Regions from separate parts of the Homo sapiens genome. Here region 2 is linked to region 1. Evidence: chromatin contacts called from ENCODE Hi-C or POLR2A ChIA-PET data. All regions are on one chromosome and are shown on one strand. Each heading gives the region's core, a stretch centred on a gene start or an enhancer-like site at or near the end of the contact. The rest is flanking DNA. Distances are from core to core; before and after follow the strand shown.

Region 1 (4,050 bases), core at 525-3,024:
ATAACACAGCCTAGGTTGGGCACAGTGGCTCACGCCTGTAATACCAATGCTTTGAGAGGCAGAGACAGGTGTATCAACCAGAGGCTAGGAGTTTGAGACCAGCCTGGCCAACATGATGAAACCCCATCTCTATTACAAATTTAAAAAATTAGCCAGGTGTGATGGCGCATGCCTGTAATTCCAGCTTCTGGAGAGGCTGAGAAATATGAATTGCTTGAGCCTGGGAGGTGAAGGTTGCAGTGAGCTGAGATTGCACCACTGCACTCCAGCCTGGGCAACAGAGTGAGACTCTGTCTAAAAAAGAAAAAGAAAAAAGAAAAAAGAAAAAAATAGAAAATAACACAGCTTAAAGTAATGTCCTTTTTATCAGAAATAAGAACAGGAAATGGATATAAAATTCATTCTCAACTTTAGTTTTATTGATTAATTTGCTTTCAGAATATTTGGTTTTATTAAAAATTTGTGCATTTTTATCTTTAGAACAACAGAAATCAAAACACAAAGTCACATACCTGTGTCTGTTTAGGACCAATATCCATTCTTTCAAGAAGGTCATTTAAAAAAGCTGTAACACTGTCCCATGGGTAAATACTGTTGGAACCATCCAGCACTATGACTATGTCCAGTTGAGTGCTGCATTCTGCAATAAAAGGAGTCAATTGTCAAATTTGGAATCTATTTTTTTCAGAGGCATATGAAGTGCTTTCATGGCTGAAAGAAGTTCATTTTAAAAGATGAACTGATGTTCTCCAAAGTAGACACATTGTTTTAGCAATAAAAAATAGTTTTCGAAAAAGTAAAGATGATAAAAATATTCATTGCTTTCAATAACAATTGGTGTGGGATAAAATTCATACCTACTGAATTTTAATTAGTATTGTATGAGAGTTATCTTTGCAAATTTTCTCAATATGAATTTTATATAAGTTTTTATAAAACAGTTTTTGAGCATATCTCAAATGAAGTTACTTCTTTCTTCAAAGAGACTCATTCTTTAAATATAAGCAGCATGACAGCTTTATCTATGATGTTTAAAAATGACTTTGTAAAGTTATTTACACTAATATCAATTCCAAAAATAGCAGTCAGATTTTGTTATATACTGGCAAAGCAAACATTTACCTAAATTGGTAATGCTGGTAGCTAAGAAAATACTTTAAGCTTTTTGGTATGTTCCTTTGTATACATACGTCTCATTCATTGCATAGGCTTTTCAAACATGCAAGAACATTGCATAAAATCTGTACCTTGTACAGGGGCAATGGAATTCACGACTTGAAATGTGGGGCTGACGTCAGAACAGATTCCAGTTGTGTAATGCAAATGTCCACATCTATAGGCATATAAGGGCCCACAAGCCTTTAAAAAATTGTTTTAAAATTAGAAATCATTAGACTGAAAATTATATAACAGATCTTACAAAGACTTAAAATGATAGCATATCTGTTGTCAATAAATATCATTCTCTCCATTCTTACCAGAAATCCTCCATTTGGGTTGGTGACTAAAGTTGATCCAAATGTCATGTTCTCCTTTACTTCTGTGACATTGGGAATTGATGTATTAACTAAAAATAGAACAAAATTTTATGAGGGAGGAAAAGTTTCACAAAGTGAAATTTTAAGCATCTCTCATTAAGACATTCTATTTGTTTTGCTCATATCATAGCACATTCTTCTTTTGGTTCAACTAATTAGTCTTCCAAGTCTTCTTAAGGAATATAATGAACAAGCTAAGGCTGAAGAGTTGGCTCATGTCCCAGAAACTATTTCAGATAGTTTTGCTGAACTGTGAAAGAATGCAGAACTAGCAGGGCAATGAGAATGTGGGATTGCTTTTTGCACGTTCTTGCTAATTAAAGCAAAGTTTTTAATCTCATAATACTGTAGATATAATGTAATCTTATAACTTTGTTATAAATGACCAGTGATGAAACACGATTTTTGGCAAGAAAAGGGGAAATGGGTAGAAGATCAGAAAAGAAAACTCAAACACCAGTTTTTTGACCATGACTTCCAAAATCATGAGGACATCCTTTGGGTGACAAAGGAAACTAGAGGAATATTAGAGCAGTGTCCAGAAAGTTTTGATAAAGGAAACACAGTAAAGAGACTGCATTTGACATTCTGAAGGGAATGTTGGGTCCTGAAGCATGAAGCATGCCAGCCTAACAATATTGGCAAGAAGTTTCACTTTCTCACACTAAAAAAGAAAAAAAGACTGGACAGGAAAAACAAGAACTTCTAAATCTGCTTAGTAGAGTGGAATATTAGAAAGAGGCAAAATTCAGGTTGAGAAAGATTTGTCTCACTGTTTGTTCCAGAGGTTGTTTTCATGTTAAGACTGTATGTGGATTTAAAGTGGGGAATGGAAGCAGAGATTCTGGAATGGTCAGTTAGACTTCCTGATCTGCGCAATGGCCTTTGTCCAAGAGTTTAGTCTGGTTTGCTTTGAAAGCACCTAGAGCTGGGCGATTGTATGCATTGATCTTGTATAATCTGGATTAGAGTTTTATATACAAAGCTTGACCCAGAAAAAGCATTCCTGGGACAATTAGGGACTACAGTGGAAACTTCCCTACTGTACTTGATGTGGCTAAAATCTCTAGCCTAATTTTAAAACTATTCCAATTTCCAGTAAGGGAGGAGTAACTCCTAACAAAACAGCTCCTCTGCAAATCACAACTATAAATTCTAGGAAGAATTAAAAAAAATACATGAAACAATCACCTGAAGGCACTAGAAAGGTGGCAGAAAATGGAGGGGAATCCATACTTGGAAGAAGATACTGGCACTAAATGAGTTTTGTGCTTTTGTGTTTTGTTTTGTTTTTGTCCCCCACCCCTAACCCACCCCCAACCTAGGGAAGGCCCTGGTCAGTGGCTAAAACTCAAATAGAACTCCTAGTCTTACTGTACTGAATAAAAAGAGAACAGAGATTGAGGGCAATGACAGCAGCTGCAAAATGAGGAGGAGAGTAGTATATCTTAGAAAAAGAGCCACAAAACAACAGTTCTATAATATGCATATATATTTTATCCAAATAACTAGATGACTTGAATAGTAAATGCGCAGAGTATATTTCAAATAGCCCAGCTGAAATAAAACCTGAATAGAGATTTTAACTACTTGTCATTGCAAGAAAGTCAATGCTTGGAAATTGAGTTGAGCCAAGTAAATTTCCTGCTAATAAAAAAAGTTAAGACTATTCACAGGCATATAACAGAATCTAGAATCTCCACACCTGTAATTCAAAAATATAATCCAGGTTATGATCCAAAATTACAAGACAAGACAGGAAAATGTGATGCAACCTCAAGGAAAGGTAATAAATGGAAAGTGATGTTGAGATATTCCAGATGTTGGAATTATCAGGCAAGGATATTAAAGCAGCTATTATAAGTATGCTTATGCATGTAAAGAAAAAAAGTTCATAAAAACAAACAAATAGAAAATTCAAAAAAAGGAGAACTGAAAAATACAATATGTGAAATAAACTTGTGGGGCTATAAATAATTTCCATAGTATGTAATATTGTATAGAACATTGACAGGGTTCTAATTTCTAGATAATTTTAGTAGGAATTTTCCGGTCACATTCCTACTATTTATGTCAAATACATCTATTTCAATATAAATTTATCTTGTGTGATTCTATTTTTAAAATTAAATTTATCTATTACAATTCCTCTGATTCTATTTCCTCTTGAAAACCAGGCACTAAGTTAAATTTTGTGGAGGGAATGTGGTGGGCAGGTTTATTTGGAGAAGTTCTTTCACATTACCACTGAATTAGAAAGAATTCTGAAAAATGCAGAGAGTTAAAAGTTATAAAATTAGTACGGTATTCTAATTTATGTATGCTCCTTGATGACTTTCTAAAGCAAATTAAGGACAGAGGGAATCAAAATGGCATTCTATGTCAATCTGGAAGATAAATGATTATAGAAAAATGATTATAGATTATAAATGATTATATGAAAAATGATTATAGATTACTTCTTGAACTCAGCGCCTTAGACCGCTCGACCATTCTGACACACAGATTACTT
Region 2 (4,050 bases), core at 508-3,007, 42 kb after region 1:
AAAGAAAAGAGAGAACAATCTTCTCAGCTATTTTATCATTAATGGGAGACAAAAGGAAACAGAAGTAAGGATAGATATTAAAATGTGGATGAATCATGTACATATTCAAATGCATTTTCCATATTTAATTCCTTTGGTAAGTGACTTATAATTATTTGATTTAATGATTACTATATATATATATTAAAGGTCATGAAACAAAGCATAATCAGGGCTGAAGAAAATTAGGTCCCAGATCATTAAGTATGAGAACATAAAACAAATATAGCACTCTTAAAGTAAGGCCCATTTTCTTCAAGCTAGAGCTCTTTAAATATCTGACATACTATCACCAGAATGTGCTAATGATATTCCGTATACTTGTAAAATAAATTGGCAAACGTTGATAATATGTTTAATTTATTTGTAAAGCTACCACAGACATACAAAAGTCAATTCTGTTTTCTAAGCATGTAGAGGAAGTTGAAAAGAAATGCTGAAAGCACTTTCCCCTTCTTTTTTCCTTGTTTTCTCCTAGTTTCCAATTCTTTCTTTTCCTTTGTCTGTATTTTAGCACTCTCTGCACTGCTTTCTCAGTCTCCGTTGGGATATTTAAAAGCCAACCACAGGCTAAACATTGATCAAGTAAATAAACATTTAACTGGTGTGGGTTCTGCCTACAGCAGGATCATGTGACAAGATCTTAGGAGTTAGAGGACCTCCATTTTCCTAAGGCAGGAAAAGGTTGAGATGCCCAAGAGAATAAGATGGACTTATTGGACATAATCATCACCATTTAAAATGATTTGGATAGGTGCCATGGCTCACACCTGCAATCCCAGCACTTTGGGAGACTGAGGTGGGTGGATCACTTAAGGCCAGGAGTTTGAGACCAGCCTGGTCAACAGAGCAAAACCCCATCTCTACTAAAAAATACAAAAATTAGCTGGGCATGGTGGCGCAAGCCTATAATCCCAGCTACTCGGGAGGCTGAGGCAGGAGAATTGCTTGAACCCGGGAGGCGGAGGTTGCAGTGAGCCAATATCGTACCACTGCACTCCAGCCTGGGCAACAGAGCAAAACTCTGTCTAAAAATTAAAATAAAATAAAATGATTAAATACCTCATACAGATCTGGTGCTACCATTTTGGTCATTCCATGAGTATCTCTCTCCGAGGCTTGTCTAAGATTCAGAAGGATGTCAGGAAAGTCGGGGCACCATTGAGAGAACTCACTCACCTTAAAGCTTGTTAGACCTGGTTCCTTGGAGCCCTCTTTTGACCATGCAATACAAACTCGATGTGTCCTTGAGGAATCTCAGAAGGCTATAGCTGGAAAAGTCCCTATTCGACCATCTAATGAGACAGTGTCCTCAAATGATGAGAACACTGATGCCCAAGCAGTTGAAATATTTTGCCTAATATACTGTGGCTAGTTTAAGTGACCAAACCTAGAGCAGAAAACAATTTTCTTGCTCTGATTCAAGTTCCCAGTCCACTATCTCACACTATGAAGCACATAAAAAGCAGTGATGAACCATCTTCATTATGTGTCCCTGGGGTGTAATTACCGATCATACGAAGCAGAAAGATTAGAAGTAATAGGCCTTCTGCAGCTCTTGCAGCTGTGTTTCCACTGGGTGAGACAGTGTCAAGGGTAGAGGCTACAATACGAACTGGCGAGGGAGGAGAGCCAAGTGACAGACTTCCAGTCAGCAACAGGCTTGGGCCACTTGGCCAGGAGCCACCTAAGTGTCCCATATCCCCTATGCAGAGCAGTCCGGATACTCAGCCTCCAGCTCTTCTAGGAAACTAGCAATGCAGATGCCTCTATGAGTTTGAGATTGTCTAGCTCTGCCCAGTCCAAACGGAAGTGTCCCTGAATCAGTGGGAGGAAGAAGAGAGGCAACTGGTTGGATGAGGACTGAGTTTCATTTTAATTATCTTTGTATCCCCAGTGCCCTAAGTAAAATCGAAGCTCAAATATGTTTATTTGAATAGAGTAACTAATTATAGCCAGAATGTTGTCACCAATCTACTGTAGGCAAAACATTTGTCTCCTCTGAGCCTTGATTTCCAAGTCTATCAAGTAGAAATGTTAATAATGATCCTTGTAGTATTGTTCAAGGATTGACATAAAATTCCACATATGAACACCATTTGGAAACTCTAAAGCACTCTAGCATATAAAGGATAAAAGGTCAGGAAACGGCCTCCACATGGCAAATTCTCAAATAGTCCCATTGCCAATTTTGTTGTTGACATTCTTCCATTCATAAAATATATGCAATTTAAGTTGCAAGAAAACAGATATTTCTATTATAATGTGATATATTCATTCCTAAAAGCAATCTTGTGTTTTCTACAAAATCACACATAAAAATCATACAGCTTATGATAAAAACAGAGTTGGGGCAGTCAACTCAAAGTCCATACACCTTTTTAGCTAAAACATAAAGTCGAAACAACTCAAATAAAAATACTAGCATAATTTTAAAGGCATTTAGATTCCTAATAAATTCTATACTAAATAAATGATTACAGTGGAATGAAGTAAGAAAATGTTAAGGCTGAATAGTTGTGGGGACAAGGGCAAAATGAACTAAGTTTGGGGCCAATTATATAAGCCCTTCCAAGAAATCACACACAGCAAAACTAGGCAAAGAGGAAGAATACAAGGAGAATGGGAATTCCTTACAATACTGTATGAGTATATGCTTACTGTGTCCAACTCTTAGTGTATTTGGCATTCAAGTGGTGGCATTGGTAGTATAAACATTAAGGTGCTAGGGAAAACTGAATTATAGTGACTTATGTATTATAGTGACATCATTTTTCCATTTACCAATTCTGTATGAGCAAATTTCCTTATAGCAACATTCATTGGGAGGGAATATTCTTATTTTTTATGAATATCAGTGGGGCCATCTTCACACGGAATGGGGTGAGGAGAGCTGTCTAAAAACATACTTTTTTGACTGACATAGGTTCCTAGACTTCGGAACAGATTTAACAGTTTAGACCACTGGAGATAACTTTGAGAAACATTGACCCAAATTAAGCAGTCTAAAAATGCAAACTAAAGGCCGTCACAGTCATCCTTAATCTTAATGCTATTGAATGGTATCAAACTTTACTGAATCCAAGTCTTCGTATTTGCTGGTATATATAAACGTGCCTTTATCTATTAATCAACCAACATTTATTAAATAGATAAATCTGTGCTAGCTGTTGTCAGAATACATAATTGTTTCATACAATGACTGTAATGGCAGAAACACATGCACATACACACACACACTTAGAAAGTAGGCTATCAATACTGAAGAGTACATGAAACCTATCCATTTAGTGATAGAGATATTAAGGACTAAATAGATGAGAGTTTCATCTTTCCACTGGGCTAAGGGGTTTTAATCAAAACAGACAACCTTAAATTGGGGAAACTAGCAGAATATAGCAAATATCCTCCCAGCATATGCTCTTGTTAAAGCCAATAAAAAAAAACTGAGATAATACTATAAATTTCTTATTCATGTTTACCTGATTGATTTCTGGTCTCGGGAGAGAACTAAATGCTTCAAAAGTTTTTCTGCGGCAGTTAGGGCTCACCAAATATCACCAAATAATTATGTGCTTGTCTGTATGTCCCAGAGTCCCTAGCAGTAGGTGGAAGCCATGTGGGCTGGTTCTCATCAATGAACAAGGATCAGAACTAACAATGTATTACCTCCACCTCCGGCCAAGGGAGTCAAGAGCAAGTGTGCCATTTTCTTTTTCTTTTTTTTTTTTATTATACTTTAAGTTTTAGGGTACATGTGCACAACGTGCAGGTTTGTTACATATGTATACATGTGCCATGTTGGTGTGCTGCACCCATTAACTCGTCATTTAGCATTAGGTGTATCTCCTAATGCTATCCCTCCCCCCTCCCCCCACCCACAACAGGCCCTGATGTGTGATGTTCCCCTTCCTGTGTCCAAGTGTTCTCATTGTTTAATTCCCACCTATGAGTGAGAACATGTGGTGTTTGGTTTTTTGTCCTTGCGATAGTTTGCTGAGAATGATGGTT

What was found. Hi-C counts contacts between places; a loop is a spot of excess contacts on that map. ChIA-PET counts read pairs that join two places held with the same protein, here RNA polymerase II (POLR2A). Pooled maps may share reads with other maps.
Region 2: a loop to region 1 is called in a map of breast epithelium, with 22 times the contacts of the local background. The contact joins two enhancer-like sites. A Hi-C loop is called at or near these places in 6 of 168 maps with a recorded cell type or tissue (MCF 10A, breast epithelium, heart left ventricle and 2 more), 1 of 37 single-sample maps with no recorded cell type and 4 of 50 pooled maps. POLR2A ChIA-PET finds 5 or more read pairs at or near these places in 5 of 52 experiments (AG04450, BJ, activated B cell and 2 more).

What each region holds. Positions count from the first base shown.
Region 1 is chr5:52,862,280-52,866,329 of GRCh38, reverse strand. ITGA1 (integrin subunit alpha 1) reads right to left here. Exons shown (of 29, transcript NM_181501.2): 4 at 1,479-1,567; 5 at 1,248-1,359; 6 at 513-640. Among named protein-coding and RNA genes, the nearest start is that of PELO-AS1, 63 kb to the right of the region's middle. Within about 2 kb of position 1,774, at least 2 of the 41 ENCODE cell types and tissues checked have a DNase peak (open chromatin) inside an H3K27ac peak, as active enhancers do.
Region 2 is chr5:52,820,243-52,824,292 of GRCh38, reverse strand. The region is part of intron 1 of ITGA1 (integrin subunit alpha 1); the gene reads right to left. Among named protein-coding and RNA genes, the nearest start is that of PELO-AS1, 21 kb to the right of the region's middle. Within about 2 kb of position 1,757, at least 13 of the 41 ENCODE cell types and tissues checked have a DNase peak (open chromatin) inside an H3K27ac peak, as active enhancers do.